Regions from separate parts of the Mus musculus genome. Here all the other regions are linked to region 1. A link is a contact called in ENCODE Hi-C or POLR2A ChIA-PET data. All regions are on one chromosome and are shown on one strand. Each heading gives the region's core, a stretch centred on a gene start or an enhancer-like site at or near the end of the contact. The rest is flanking DNA. Distances are from core to core; before and after follow the strand shown.

Region 1 (4,973 bases), core at 1,317-3,816:
AGTCACATTTTTATTGATGTGTGGAAAACCTGACATAGTTTGGATACCATTACATGGTTGTACGCACTACAAATACCATTTTAATTCAGTCCGTGGTTTGTCTTCCCCACAAATTCAACAGCAAATGTTAGCTTTAATATCAGTACTTAATAATGTTTTCCTTCTGTCTGAACTGCGACAGGATATTAACTGGCTTTAGGCTATATTATCTTATTTATCCCACTGTGACATTTAAAAAAAATTAAAGTAGCATAACACATAAAATCGGATAGGGTGGCGCATGCTTGCAATGTCAACACCGGGGAGCCGAGGCAGGACGATATGAGACCCACTTGTAAGATGCTATCTCATAAAATATGAAACATCATATATGGTATTTTTTAAAGGACAAAGGGGGATAACATGGTGAATGGGACTCTCTCTTAGTTATGCTGGAAGACAAGAGTTCTGAAGAAAAGCATTGTATGTGTTCCAGTATATGCATGTGATAATGCTACTAGTCTCCTGTGGCCGATATAGGAAATTTCCTTTAGCCACGTGGCTTAAAACAACAGCAATGTGTTCCTCTTATGGCTCTAGAAATCAGACAGTTGGAAGTGAAGGCAGGGTGGTGCTCCCTCTGCCTTCTGGCCGCAGGCATCCATCGGCTTCTGACTCTGAACCTGAGTTCCGGCTTCTGAGTCAAATGGCTACCTCTCGGTGTCTCCTTATGTGAGACTTGGGACCTGGCACACTGTGATGCTGAGCACAGTCTTGGGACGGCCTGCCCCTGACCAGTCCATTTCTTAGCTACTCCTGAACCAGTGTGAGGTGGGGGTAGAACACTTATCTCCCAGCACCTTTATGAGTGTTGGTAAGTACTTGTAAAATGCCCAGAGTAAAGCTGGCAGGAAGACGAGCCCTGTATATGCGTGCTAGGCCATAGTTCTGCTTCCTGATTTGCTTCATGTGATCTCAATGCTCTATGATCTTTCTACTTTCCCATGTGAAAACATGGCTTTCACAGAATCCAAATCTCCTACTCTTGTGGCTTCTTTTTTTGTCAGTTATCATTCCAGCTGCTTGGTATTCATTATCATCCCTCGAAAAAAAATCACAACTCTGACTGTTCTGTAGATGAAAAAATAATCTCAGTGAGGTTACACAACTTGCCCAAAGCTACACAGTTGGCTAAGCGAGGCACTCAGCCCAATGTGTTCTCTTTTCTGCTCATTTTCCTGTCATGTGGTCCCTTCCATGTGAGTTGCATGAATTAGGTTGGCTCTACCCTTCCCCTTAGAGTTGTGACAGCTTCAACAGGAGTAGCACTTGCATCCCCAAAGGTCATCATTACTGTGCAATACAACCGAGATGTGAGTCATGTGACCGCTCTTCAATGCTAGGCGCACGTATGTGTGTGCCTGTATGCGTGCGTGCGTGCTTGCTCAAGCTTGTGTGTATACCTCTGAATCATGTGGTTTCTTAAGAAGCAGGCCCAGTGTTGCCTGCCATCCCTTGCATCTCATTGGCTCCTCTCCCCTCTGCCTAGGTCTCCAGTCGGGTCTGGATATCTCCACTCATTCGCTCCCTCCACACACTAGTTGCCAGCTTTGCCCCATCACTCCTTGCTGAGCCTCCCCAGTTCGGAGAAGACTTCCTCTTATGTTTGCTGAGTGACTATGAGCAGTAAGATGTTCTTCTTCGTTTCCTCCCGAAAGCAGAAGTGATTTCCAGCTTATCATTGGCCAACGTACAGTCTTGGTAGTTTTTTGTTTTTGTTTTTTTGTTCAAAGACGAGATGATGGTAGCCAGAGAGATCAATTAGGAGACGATCATCTAGTTAATCGAGTGAGAAGCCGGGATACAGGGACACCTGCTCAAAGTGTCTGCCCTTCATCCTCTTTGCCTTTCAGCCTTGACTAAACGTGTTTCTCAAATTCTAAACAGTCTTTAGAAAACCAAGTTCTAAGCTGCTGTGGAAGAAGACCAGCATCGCTTGCTCTTCCCGAATTAAGAACTGAAGCTCCCAGTAGTAGTGAATGTTGACAAACTGTCGAGGCTGGCTAAATGTGTATTGACACTGAAACTTCTCTTGAAAACCGGCTTTCCAAAAAGCACGCCATGAGCTTTAAGCTTATTTTGTTTTTAAAGTATCTCTGTCAGTCCCAAGGTGCTGAAACCTTGCTCGAATGACAGTGGTGATTTTGTAGGGGAAATATGAAGGATTGTCACAGCACAGAACTGAATCTCCTAACTTCTATCCTGGTGGCAATTTAAAATTCAGTCTGAAATAAAACAAAACAAACAACAAACAACAAAACTAAACAAAAATAAAAACCAAAAAGCAGACAAAACATACCTTAAATAAATACTCGTAGTAACACCAAAATGTTCATAATCTGCTTGTTTATATGAATCTAAAGATTGAAGCAAAGATTTATAGACGGCAGCTCAGAGCCCCTCTGCTTTGGAAGGGTTTTATACACGGGGTAATTCCAACGAGTACCAAGAGATGACGCCAAACCACTCCTAAGTACCGTGGTTCCCAGGCTTAGGACTAGGGTTGGTCAAGCAACTTATTTTTTCAGAGAAATTCGGAGAAGGAAGTCTTGGTAAGTAAGAAGGCTTTTCTGGATTTTTCAAATTACTGCGTTGATATTTCAATCGAGAAAGAAAATGGTACCGTCAGTGCTGGAAATAGGTAACCTTTCTTTGAAATTTTTACAAAACGATTTTGTGGCGGTGTTTTAAAGCGTGGCTGTCGTTTGGACTACCTAAGAATTTTCTGTGACTTTCGGGTAGACAGACAACAGCTGGCATTTCAGCGGTAGCCAAGGAAGTGAGTCGACTTCTGTGACTTTTCCTGTCCCGTTGGTTTGGGCTGTTTTCTCCTTTCACGAAGTTTTGTAGTCTTTTGTGGTCGTGACAGCACACTGGGCTGTGTGTATAAAAACAGTGTTCTGTTTCCTCATCACGTGGTACTATAATCTTTTATTAGTCTGTACCTCTCACTAATTTATGAGCGTTTTGGAGGAAGGATTTAATTCTGTCCCTCCTATGTGAATTCGTTTCCGCTGCGCTAGTTTTTGCCGTGCCCTTTGTCCACAGAAGAATCTGAAGAAACATTTGGTGGAAGTGACTGAGATCAAGATTCCCAAACTCTTTGTAACTTTGAATCCAGCCGGAAGCTGGCACTTGGCCTTCAAACCCAAAGTTTGACAGAGCCAGGTTTCTCTTGTGCTTGTGTTGACTTGATTACAACCCTCCCCCCCACCCCCCTTTTCTCATAGCTTTAGTTTTTACGGCGCTCCCTCCATCCGCCACCACTTTTGGTTTTGTGGTTGACTATTCTTTTCTCTTTCACTTTCTGTTTGATGTATTAAGCAAATTCTTATTGTCTCCTCATACTTCCTTTAAAATAAATAAATAAACCTTCCCCTTTGTCCCACCCATGCTACCTACGAATTCATTAAAGTCTGGGGCTGTTTGCCAGAATGTGCACCCTAGGAACATCTCGAGGTTCTGAGCATCTTCCAGGACGCGCATATCCATGTGGGGGACATGGCAGCTGAATGAATGACAGTCCCTTGAACATAGACACGTAAGCTGCCCTCGGGGGGTGGGGGAGGGGGATTTGTAGGAGGGGACCTCATCCGTGAATGTCCATTCTCTGCCACCTTGTTGAAGAGGTTGGGCCCTCTTTATGTGTGTATTTATATCATAAATAATACAAGCATGCTTGCATATAAAACTTTTTGGCGGGGTATATTTTAAGAGAGCTTTAATTGATTAGTTCTTTGAGAATTTTGAACACTGTGTTTTTCTTCGCCCCTTCCTAACTCTTAACCACCCACCCACCTGAGTGTCCCCCCAACCCACCCCCGTCCAATCCCATCAAATCCAACTTGTGCTATCCATGTACTCTTGGCTATGTTGCCTTATATTGGACTGAGTTAGGCTTACCAAGGGCTCCTCTTCTCCCGGCAACCCTCAACTGCCTCAGCACGGAGTGGAACATTATGCCCGCCTCCACACTCCAAGCTGAAATTCTGTTAGAGACAACTTTTCCCATTAATTAATTAATTAATTAATTCGCTCATTCATTTACATTACATCCCAATATCAGCTCCCTCTCCTATCAGTGCCCCCTCATGCAGCTCCTCTTCCAACTTCCCCCCTCCTCCTCCTCTGAGATGGGGGACTCCCCCCATATCACTTCACCCTGGCACATCAAATAAAGACGGCTTTTTACAAGATTGTAAGAGATAATAGCCTGAGACCCCAGAAGATGTTAAAAGTTTTGAAATTTTAGAAATACTTGAAACTGTAAAAAAGAAAATTAAATTAAGCCCTGATCCTGACATCACTGCTATTTGCATTAGGCATAATTTTTTCACATTCTTCCCCCACGGGTTTTGAGATGCTCTAATCTGTATTCTTACAAATTAGAGTCTTGGTGGGTGTGCAGTGTGGTAACCTTCCTTCCGGTCACTTAATGCTATATTGCAGGATTTTTTTTTTTAATGCAGTGACCGAGGCTGTATGTCGTGCCACGTTGTGAATGAACCATCATTTTCTACCCTAGCCATTCTGATCTTTCCGGTTTTTATCACGGTTTTTATCACGGTGTGAGCATCCCCACAACCTCACCGTCCTGTGGACCTCTACTGATCCCTTCAGTGAATGCTCAGCTGTGGAATTGCTGAAGTAAAGAGCAGCGAATTTTAAAGGAATTTACATAAATTACCACATTACCCAGTGGAACTACGCTAATTTTTCAGACTCATTTGCTTTGTTCCCACACTTAACTTTATAATTTCCTCACATCTTGAATTTATTGATACCTAGAGCTTCCACTCGATCAAGCAAGAACTCCCAACATGCGTCAGTTTCATTCCTTTTTTCTCCCAACATCTAATCATTCCTTCATAATCCTTGGCAAAGTTAAGTCCCAATTTCTTCTAAAAATATTTGTCATCAATATTTGCTGTGGC
Region 2 (4,973 bases), core at 785-3,284, 660 kb after region 1:
GGTTAGAGTTTTTATGTGATTCCTGAATGTGTGAGTGGTTATCTGTGTCTCTATGTTTCTTGTACCTTTTTTGAAGTTCTTTTCCTTCTGCTAATTTGTGTTACTATGATGTGTTAGTTTTGTTTGACTGTATCTTATATTGTTATATCTAGAAACCTGTGTTTTCTAATGAGACAGAAAGCGGTGGGTTGGGATGGGAAGGGGTTGGGGAGGAACTGGGAGGAGTAGAGAAAAGGGAAACTGAAATCAGAATGTATTATGAGAGAAAAAAAATCCATGGCCAATAAAAGAAAAATAAGTTTAAAGGAAATAGTTATACATTAATTCCCAAACAAATGAAATTTAATTTACTTAATCCAATAGTGTCTGTGTATTGTTTGATGGAAGAACTGGTAATGAATGTGACTACTACTCAGAATGGTCAGCATTCCGAACGCAAAGAGATTCTATTCTAGAAGGTGACTTCACTGAACACTCTTCACACCCCAGTGTGGAAACTGAGGCTCAAAGTCACGTGTCTGAATAATTCCTAGATGCTAGGTGGCAGGATTTATAAGTACCTACCAATTTTACCTCCATACCACCAGATAACCCAGAAACATTTTTAGGGCTCAAGGGAAACACTCAGAACATAGGGCAACTCAGTCCGTGGAGCCAGGAGTAGAACTCGGAGCCCAGACTAACCGCCGCCTGCCCGCCTCATTCAGGTATGGGAATACAGGCAAAGAGGAGCCAGAGAGAAGCATGACTGAGTCACACCGATGCTGCCAAGTCATTCACACCAAACGAGCAGGCTCCAGGCCTCTCTGCGCCCTGGTCACCTACAGGCACATACGGAATTATAAGCAAAGTTCCAAGAGCACTTATTGGGTAAGGTTCAGTGCTTGATTCTAACATTAGTGACTAAAACCTTTGTGCAGCTTAGATTTCTCCATAGACTGGAAATTTTTCATTATTTATATGTATGTCTTTCTTACTTTGTGTGTGTGTGTGTGTGTGTATGTGTGCCGTGCATATGTGAGTACCTAACTAGTTCAGAGACATGTCAGAGGCAGCTGCGAACTGCATGCTGTGAGTGCTGGGTGGAAGTCAGAGACAGGTTCTCCGTAAGAACAATACATGTTCTTAATGCTGAGCTGTTGCTCCAACCTGGACTGCAGATTTTTTGAAAGGAACACTCACATACTGAAAACACTGGGGAAGAGAAATGCTTGCTCCATCTTAAAACTAACAGTAAGGCCCCAGGGCCCTCCCTCAACAACAGGGGTCCTTCCTCCCCGCTTTGGCATGCCCAGGACCCATGGCTGCTTAACAGCATTGTCAGGGATGGACCATCTTGCCTGTGAGGGCTGGGATGGCCTTTTAGCCCTCTCTGGCTGGCTGACTCCCCACTACCACCATAAAGCTCAGTCCTAAGGTCATGCCCCCCCACCAGCCCCCCTCAGGATGCTCGCTCTTGCTTCCTGTTCCTGCCTGTGGGGTCGTAGGCACCTACCCTCTGCTACCATAGCACTGGTGCAAGCCTCTCCACTGCTCTGAACCCCAAACACAAACAATATTCAAGGATCCCAGAGAAGGGAACCAGGGCAGCCTGGAACATCCTGAGAAGACGGAGCAGAAGAGAAAGAAATCAGAGGGACAGAACATAGCAAGGCCCTAGAGCATGTTATGTTGGTAGCAAGGGACTGGGCTGGGGCTCTCTAAAAACAATTGTGTTCTTAAATTACACAGTCCATCCATCCATCCATCCATCCATCCATCCATCCATCCATCCCCCTCCTCATTGAAATCTACAGAGATAGTAACACATACATACCTTTATACACATATGACTTTATAAGAAACATATGGCCGATTCAGTCTTAATCCTCCTGTGACCAAGCATCCACCCACTTCAGCCCAAAACAATGGTGAGATAAAATCAAGTTCTGTTCCCAAGGAGACAGCTGAGTGGGCCCCATTCCAGTCAGTGTCAGGAGTGGCTGAAGACAGGTCAGCGGGGTAACAGGAGTTCAGAGGGGCCATTACTGATGAATGAGCCATCCCTAACAGCTCTTCTATAGAGTTGGGGCAGTCATCACGTGCCGAGTCTGAAGGCAGCTGCCAAGGCCAGGGAAAGCTTCTCCCTGAGAAGTGCAGCATGGGCAAAGCAGCAGATAGAATCAGAGACCACAAAGAGTTCCACCAAGACCAGGAAAAGGAGAGAGGTGCAGGTATATTGCAAGAAATAGGCCAAGTTGGTAACGTGGGTCACAAACAAAGGGTCACCTGTTAAGCAAGACCTCCATCCCGATGCATGTGCAGTGAAGAAGTAACAAGGGGGCATGCTACAAGTTCTGTGCCAGAGCCTGAAGGCAGGGACCATGTGCACTTAGCTTACTGGTATTCACCCTAAGCCCAACAAAGAGCTTTTAAAAGATGTCCAAGCACTCAGCATTCGTCATTTACACTGCTGATGTCCAGGACTACAGCTGCTGATCAAGCCACCTCTTCCCGCAGTTTACCAGAGGCACAGAAGACAAAAGCTGCCTCAGAGTCCCCCTAAGAGCATGTGGGTCGCAGTGTCAATGAGCTGAGTCCCCGGGACTGCTTCCCAGAATATGGCCCTAATAGCATCAGCAAGAGGCAACCCTGAGAGCTTGTGAGAAATGCAGTCCCAAACACCAAGGCCTGATAAATCAATCATAAACTCTAGGGTAGACCCAGCAAACAAGGCTTACACAACTGGGAATTCTAATTCACAGACATGTTTGAAGGCCCTGGATCTGGGCATTCAGTATGTTCACTGAAGTTAAGTTTTTATATATTTATCTTAACTGGTAGCATCATACTATGTGACACTGTAATACGAGACAACAGGCACGTCTTGGATTTATTTTATTTTTGCAGTGCTATGGATCTTAATGAGGGTTTTGTAAAGTATTCTACCACTGAGCTAACCTCTTAGCCCCAAGGGTACCTTTAAATAAGTTTCAGATTAAACAATGACTCTACCCATCATGTGCACCGTGACTATTAAATAAAGTATAAAAATACATCTGTCTTTTCAAACACTGGCCAAATCACATGATCTTAGTCAAAGGCAATTGTTTGAACTCAAATTAACACCATTTTCTTAAGAAATGCACTCAGAAAGGGGCTCCTCCCTACTGACCCAAATCTACCACCCACACAAATCGAACAATAATAAATTCCCTTCAAAAAACCCTCCAGATCTGAACATAAATAGTCAGGGACAGAAACCAATGAGTCACTCACACAACAGAAAAATATACTACAGAAAGCTAAAGGCACCATTGCCCAACCCATGTTATTAGCTAAGTGCAGTGAAGCAGCTTGTTTGGAGTGTGTGCTCGCATGTATACACACACACACACACACACACACACACACACACACACATACTACACACACACACTCTGCCTGTGCACCTCTCCCCAGCTCTGGCCTCTGCAAACCCGGAGGCATGGTAAAAAGAACCAGAGAAGACACCTACTTCCTTATTTGTCCCCAAGCCTCTCCCAGCCGCGGCACAGGTGTAAGCCTGGCACGGGTGCTATGGAGGCTAAAAGGAGGCCTGGAAAGAGTCAAGAGGTTAAGTTATGGAGCAGGAGAGAGGAGGGAGAGTATGCTTTCAAATAAGCCCTCGCCAGGGGCTGGGGAATAGTGAGGAGCTAGGGAGTGGCTGGGAGCAGGGGAGCAGTGGGAAGCAGAGCTGCTGGGCTTCTATGCTGTTCCTAATCTCCTACCCAGTAGGGGCCAGGGCTTCATCACAGGCATCTGGGAGGGAGCAAACATTGAACCCATAGGAGAGGCAAGGGCCCCTTCATTCTACTTACACCAGCAGGGAGGAGTCCTGCAAACATGGTGTGTCCACTGCATTATCCCAGGGCAGGGGGCATGTCCTATAGTTTTAGACATGTATTAAAGTTTTCATTTGGGCATGGTAAAGACTATTACAAGGGCTGGAGGTACACCCCTAGTGAAGCCCGTGATGAGCCCTTGTGAAGCATTTTTTATAAAATGATTCCCCCTGCCCCCCCACCCCCCCCCCACACCTCTAAACAAAACAGAAGAGAGTTGTGCCTTGGGCTCAGAGACCAAAAGGATGGTCTGAACTCTGGTGGGAAGGACAAGCAGACTAACATAACAGCTCAAAAACGCCCAAATTTCCCTTTCTGGGCCAGGGAAATTGTAAGATATTTATCTACATACTTCCATACCTTTACCTATTAATGACAAGATACACTTTTAATGGGCAAGCTTGCTACAGTGGAACTTCCCAAGGACACACACTCCTAATACTTCCTTATACTCTCCCCCGGCCTGCCCTTGAACTCCTGCTGCATGTTAGCATTTGCTAGCACTGCACTCCAAGCAGCTCTCTGGCGACTAAGTCTTTGCCATGATGGGGTGCAGGGTCTGAAGCCCCTGAGCATATGCGTGTTGTGGCAAGGCTCTGAAGCAGGGCAATGGTGAAGGGCAAGCTGGGGTGCACTGGGGACTCCACTCCGCTCCGGAGATGAAGCTTTATATCCAGAAGCTACGGAAGAACGAGCAGAGTCACGTGGCAGAGATGAAGCTTTATATCCAGAAGCTACGGAAGAACGAGCAGAGTCACGTGGCAGCCCATGCAGGGCAGACATTCATAAGTGCTGGGGCACGGGAGAACGTAGGAAAGGAAGCAGGCGGTGTGAGAAGACTCTCAGGGAGAAAGTCCCAGGAGGAGTACAGGGAAGAAATGTGTGAGCAAGGGAAGAGTCAGAAAAGCCATGGCTAGGGAACAACCGGAATTCCACAGGGACCTTTATCTAAGTCGCTGCTGGACCGCAGGCCTGAGTGGCTCACAGCTGTAGCCAGGACCTCTGCTGCCCTCCTCCCCCGCCCACCTGCCTTGTGGGTATATGTCGCTGAAATTCTAGTCCCGCCCACCTATTACACAATGCTTATCTGGGTGTGATCTAAGGCTGGAA
Region 3 (4,973 bases), core at 1,832-4,331, 570 kb after region 1:
AACCAGACACCCCTCCTATGAGTGGCTCTGCCCAGGACCTGTATCTCAGCCCGTGTGTTGAGAAAGACAGACCCCGTCGTAAGCTGTGACCTTTACCGGCAGAAGCTTGCACTGTTCGCGGATGGAAGGAGACACAGTCACTCTTCCAACCATCTCCAGCTGAGCCCCGCTGGGAGCTGCTACCTCCTGTACACCTTGTCGTTCTACCCTAGAGACTTCATTTTTCTCTTCTTTTTACCTGTTTCCTCCCTCAGGCCTGGGAAGAGATGTAAGCCCTCACGGCTTTCTTACAACCACTCTCCTGAAAGACAAGTGACCAGAAGAGGAGATATCCCAGCAATAGGAAACACCATGAAGAACACCTCTCTAGAGTTCCATTAAGCTCTGGGAACAGGATCATGGTAATATTGTGCTGAGCATAAAGGTCTGAAATAGCTGCAGAGTGGTGGCCTTCCAGCTACTTCAGTGGGAGACTATGAATCCCTTGTCCTTTCAGTGAGCGTGTGGGGGATACAGTGTCTGCACCACTCAAGCTTAGTGCACTGTTCTAGACCCAGCACTGACTGGTGCTTACCTGGGATGGTACCCAAAACCTGCCAAACTTCTGTCCGTCTTGCTATCATCATTTCCGGTGTATGAGCAAGGCTTTAGTGGCCCTGAAAGATTGAGGGATCTCCCCAGGAGTACAGAGCTACATCATGAAAAGCCAGGACCAAAGTCCCTTCAGGACACTTAGCGGTTCCATTCTCCTGCCCCAAGAAGAGATGTCCAAAGGAGATTGCACAACCCACACTGAAAGTTGGTTCCAGGCACTGCCCTCAGAAAAGTCCCTCACCGAGCATTTGAGCTTCTCTCACTTCAGTCACAGTCCATTTCCTCTTCCCAGCCGGCCGGCATGCTAGAGAATTAGGTGTGGCAACTTCCAAGAAGGGAGGGAGGTACCCACCCCCACCCCCACCCCCCTCAGGACATCCTACAGCTCTGAATGGGAGCATTCCTTCACAGTAGTTGTGCTGGAACCAAAACCCTTCCTGTGAAGGTCACCTGCCCCCATCAGGAAGTCCCCCACCCCCTGCATCCTTGTCAAAAGCTCCTCCCCCCCCCACACCCCCTCCATCTTGGAGAGCAAAGGTTCATTAGCTTGCTAAGAAATCACATCTCTGCCTCTGGTGCAACAAGCCTAGGGTCTTGCAGCAGACAAATGGTATTTTTGGTTCCTTGGTAAGTCTACAAACCCAGGGTTCCATCTCCTGGCATTAAATAGCTTCCTTCCTAATTGGAGCATGCTCAAAAGTCAGACCCACCATAGGGCTTGTTAAAATTCTGATGGCAGTACTCCACCCACAGGTAGGACCCTGGGGCCTGTATCTCTAACAAGTTCCCAAGAGATGTTGATGCTGCTGGCCCTGGACCACACTCCGCATCTCCAGGGATTACTTTGTGGTGCAGCATTAGCCCCAGCAATGCCATTTTCACAAAGCACCATTTAAAACATGATTCCAGGATAACATATTATGTAAGACCCCAGAAGCACAAATCAGCATGTGAGGTCAAGAGGTAGAGGAGAGTGAAGAGCGTGAAGCCAGGTAAGCCCTAGCCAAACACTGAGAAGAGAGCTCTGGACGTCCTGTGCCTCCCATAAGGAGCGCACATCAAGGGATCGTGGAAAAAGTCTTGTTTATAGTCAGGCTTTCTTTCTCATTCCTGAGGCGACCACAGCTGACCTGGGCAAAACAGGCCTGCCCTGCCCAGACCTGCCCAAGGTGTTCCCTCATTCCTTGGAGGTGAAGATGGTACGGGCGGGGGGGCGGGGGGGAGTTGTGGGAAGGGGTATGGGGGACATGGTCTGGGGATACTGTCTGTCTCAGCCTGCCAGCCCAAGTGGACTCTGAAATTCCAATCTGAGTAGCTGAGAAGACAGAAAATGTTCTGACCCTTTCTGCAATCACAATTTCTTAGAAACATCAACATCAGAAGGTAAAACCTGAGTAGATTAACCACTCAACTTCTTCCCAAATTCTTTTGCCCGTTCCATTCCTTCTGAATGGAAATTTCTTTCTTGTGGCTATTCCTAGTCTCCCTTCCACAGTCAGCTATGGCTCCTGTCTGGGCGGTGGTCTCAGGCACTTCTCCCTCTTTGGCTTCCACACTTGCAGCATCCTTAAACCTTCAGCCAATCAGCATCTCCTTTGCAGGCTCCTTTGCCTCCTCCCTTTGTTCTTTCTGAATGATCATTTTCTTTTCTGTGACATCGACAACAAGAACTGAAGAAACAGAAGGAAAGGTAGCTGTAAGCAGAGGGAGGCTGGAAAGGGATTTTCTCTCAGAGAGAGAAGAAAGAAAGAGTGTAGAGATGCCTAGCAGCCCCCTGGAGGTTTTGAGGAAAGAGAACCCAGGCAGGTTCTGGAAGCAACAGAAAGAAACAGGGTGGAGATTGTAGCAGGGGTGGCTCTGTGGTGTGGTTACAGAGTGTGAAAAATGCAGTAAAGGGGATACAGCAATTCTGAAACCTCCCCTGGTGCCAGGGACCCTTATGCTTTAACTGCATCACCACTGTGGGACTAGGTGGCCTGGGCTCAGCCTTCATTGGCTCACCTCCGCACGATCCTTCCATCTTTGACCTTGCCCTTTCCAGTGTCTGGCACAGTGCCTAGGCTGTGGTAGTTGCTCAGAAAGGGCTCCCTTCTTTCCTCTCTCCAGCTCCGGGGCATCCTTCATGTTGACATGGGGACAGAATTGGAGTTGAGGCTGATAGGACAATAGGAGATGAGGAGGGAGGGTAAATAATGCATAGCACTGAACCCTCCCCCCCCCCCCACACCCTGGACCAAATACCAGCCTCACAATGCTGATCTTGGCAGGGGGCCCACCATCTACCAGACCCCCCCACCCCCGCAGGCCTCTGGGGTATGGCTAATTAAAGACACGCTTACTCATTTCATTCCCAAGTCACTATTTAAGGAAATAGAACCATGCCATTCCTCTAAGGCCTCTGACCTTAGATACTAGAGGCAAACAATGCCGGGGCTTGTCCAAGTGGCCATAAATGCAGAGCTGTTCAAAGAGCAATTGAGGGCCAGAAAGGGAGGACAGCACAGGCCACACAGCTGGGCCAGCTGCTGGATGGTCCCCTCCTTCCATTCTCCCCACTCTCTCCTCTTCCCCATCCCCTGCAGAAGCTAGTGGCAACCCTCCCACCCTGACACCCCCTCCCTACCACCTCCTCACAGTTAGCTCCTGGTTTTCTGAGCTCATTCAGACTCCTAGCTGACTCAGAGAAGCCTTAGTGATCTCCATGGATTTCAAGCAGGAGCAACTTGCAGCCTCTGGGATTTTTCAGGGTTTTTTGAGACTAAAGAAAAACATGGCTTTTGTATCTGTGTGTCGTGTATGTGCACATGTATGTTCATGTGTACATGTCTATCTATGCATGTAGGCAGAAGTCAGATAAGGACACCTGGGATCTTGTCCCATTACTCTCCTTTTTATTCCTCCTAGACAGGGTCTCTGAACCTGTGTCTGGACTGATGTATTGAGGATTGGTTCTAATGCTTTGATTTAATCAGGAATCTGTGTGTCCAAATGCTGAAGGACCTTGTCCCCAATTGGTTTTTGATTGATCAATAAAGATGCTAGCAGTCAATGGTTGGGCAAAAGGAGATGGACCGGGACACTTAGATTTGCGAGGGCTTGGGATAGAGAAGTGGAGACAGAGGATTGCCTGAGATGGCTTGAGATGAGTTGAGAGATGGCTCAGATTTAGAGCTGTGGCAGAGAGAGCCTCTGAGCAGTGTAAGAATTCTGGTAAGTGGCCACTGCCCACTTCCCTATTGGGCCTGGGGTAGCAGGCAAAGGCTTAGCACTGCCTAACCTTTGAGCTAATCACAGCATTTCAAAAACAAGCTAGTGTGTGTGTATCTTTCATTCGCCAATGAAAGAGTCCCTTGGTGGGTGACTGGAAGTGTGTGACCGGCCGGGAGCACAAAGTGGAATGGTATGTCTCTGCTTCTCCACCAGCCCCCTTCTCAGCATTGGGGTTAGAGGTGCACATAGAGCCATGCCTGGCTTTTTATGTGCATCATGGGATCCAATTCTGGTCTTTTAACGCTCTTGCTTATGGAGTCATGTGTTCAGTCCCCAAACACAAACTTTAATCAACACACTCTTGGCTGGGATCTGCCTATGTCAGATGTGGTATTGAGAAGGGAAGGGCAGAGAATGCAAAGCTTTCGATAGACTGTAGTGATCACTCAATAAAGGGCCTCCAGAGACTGCTCTCTGCTTCCTGCAGATGGAGCCTCTTGAGAACTTCCTCTGACAGCCATGAGCTCTGCAACTCCCTCCCTGCTGTGATGAGCTGAAACCTCTGAACCCGAGAACCAACATAAACTCTCCTCCACCATCTCTCTCCTCCACCATCTCTCTCCTCCACCATCTCTCTCCTCTACCATTTCTGTTGGAGATAGTGGTCAGAGTGATATTCAAGTAACAAACACAGAAAACAGATAGCAGAGAAGTAGGGTGACTTCTATGAACACCCCAAAGTCATCCTGCTTAGACTTTGGCAGATGATTTGTGGAAGGAATTTGGAAGTTTGGGGCAGTGGACTGGAGAAGCCCTGACATGCTGTGAATGTAATGGATGATTCTGGTCCAAATGTAGAAGACCCAGAATGCTGACAGAAACACGGATGGCAAAGGACAGGCTCAGAGGCTCCAGACAAGGACAGGGATTGTATAGGGAATTAGATCTCAAGTCATTTCTATTATATCTCCAGAAGGAATTTGTCTGTATTCTTTAAGGTCTTTAAATTTTGAAGTGAAGCTGGGTTTTTCTGTTGTTTTGTTTCCAAGGCAGGGTTTGTCTGTGTAGCCCCCACTGTTCTGGAACTCACTTTGCAGGTCAGGTTGGCCTCGAACTCAGAGATCTGCCTGCCTCTGCCTCCTGAGTGCTGGGACTAAAGGTGTGCACCA

Evidence for each region. A loop is a pair of places that touch in the nucleus more often than their neighbours do. ChIA-PET counts read pairs that join two places held with the same protein, here RNA polymerase II (POLR2A).
Region 2: a map of heart shows a loop between it and region 1 (2.5-fold over the local background). The contact joins the enhancer-like site here to the promoter of Tlr6 in region 1. A Hi-C loop is called at or near these places in 4 of 37 maps with a recorded cell type or tissue (Patski, heart and left cerebral cortex).
Region 3: a loop to region 1 is called in a map of v-Abl transformed pro-B cells, with 3 times the contacts of the local background. The contact joins the enhancer-like site here to the promoter of Tlr6 in region 1. A Hi-C loop is called at or near these places in 2 of 37 maps with a recorded cell type or tissue (Patski and v-Abl transformed pro-B cells). POLR2A ChIA-PET finds 5 or more read pairs at or near these places in 1 of 5 experiments (Patski).

The regions. Positions count from the first base shown.
Region 1 is chr5:64,957,641-64,962,613 of GRCm38, reverse strand. Tlr6 (toll-like receptor 6) reads left to right here and starts at 2,566. Exons shown (of 2, transcript NM_001359180.2): 1 at 2,566-2,591.
Region 2 is chr5:64,298,437-64,303,409 of GRCm38, reverse strand. The region is part of intron 14 of Tbc1d1 (TBC1 domain family, member 1); the gene reads right to left. Among named protein-coding and RNA genes, the nearest start is that of Gm38634, 44 kb to the right of the region's middle. Within about 2 kb of position 2,034, at least 1 of the 3 ENCODE cell types and tissues checked has a DNase peak (open chromatin) inside an H3K27ac peak, as active enhancers do; it is heart, where a contact is called at or near this core.
Region 3 is chr5:64,387,504-64,392,476 of GRCm38, reverse strand. It overlaps Gm43837 (a long non-coding RNA gene), which reads right to left. Exons shown (of 3, transcript XR_003955925.1): 3 at 2,602-2,748. Among named protein-coding and RNA genes, the nearest start is that of Gm43837, 12 kb to the right of the region's middle. Within about 2 kb of position 3,081, at least 1 of the 3 ENCODE cell types and tissues checked has a DNase peak (open chromatin) inside an H3K27ac peak, as active enhancers do.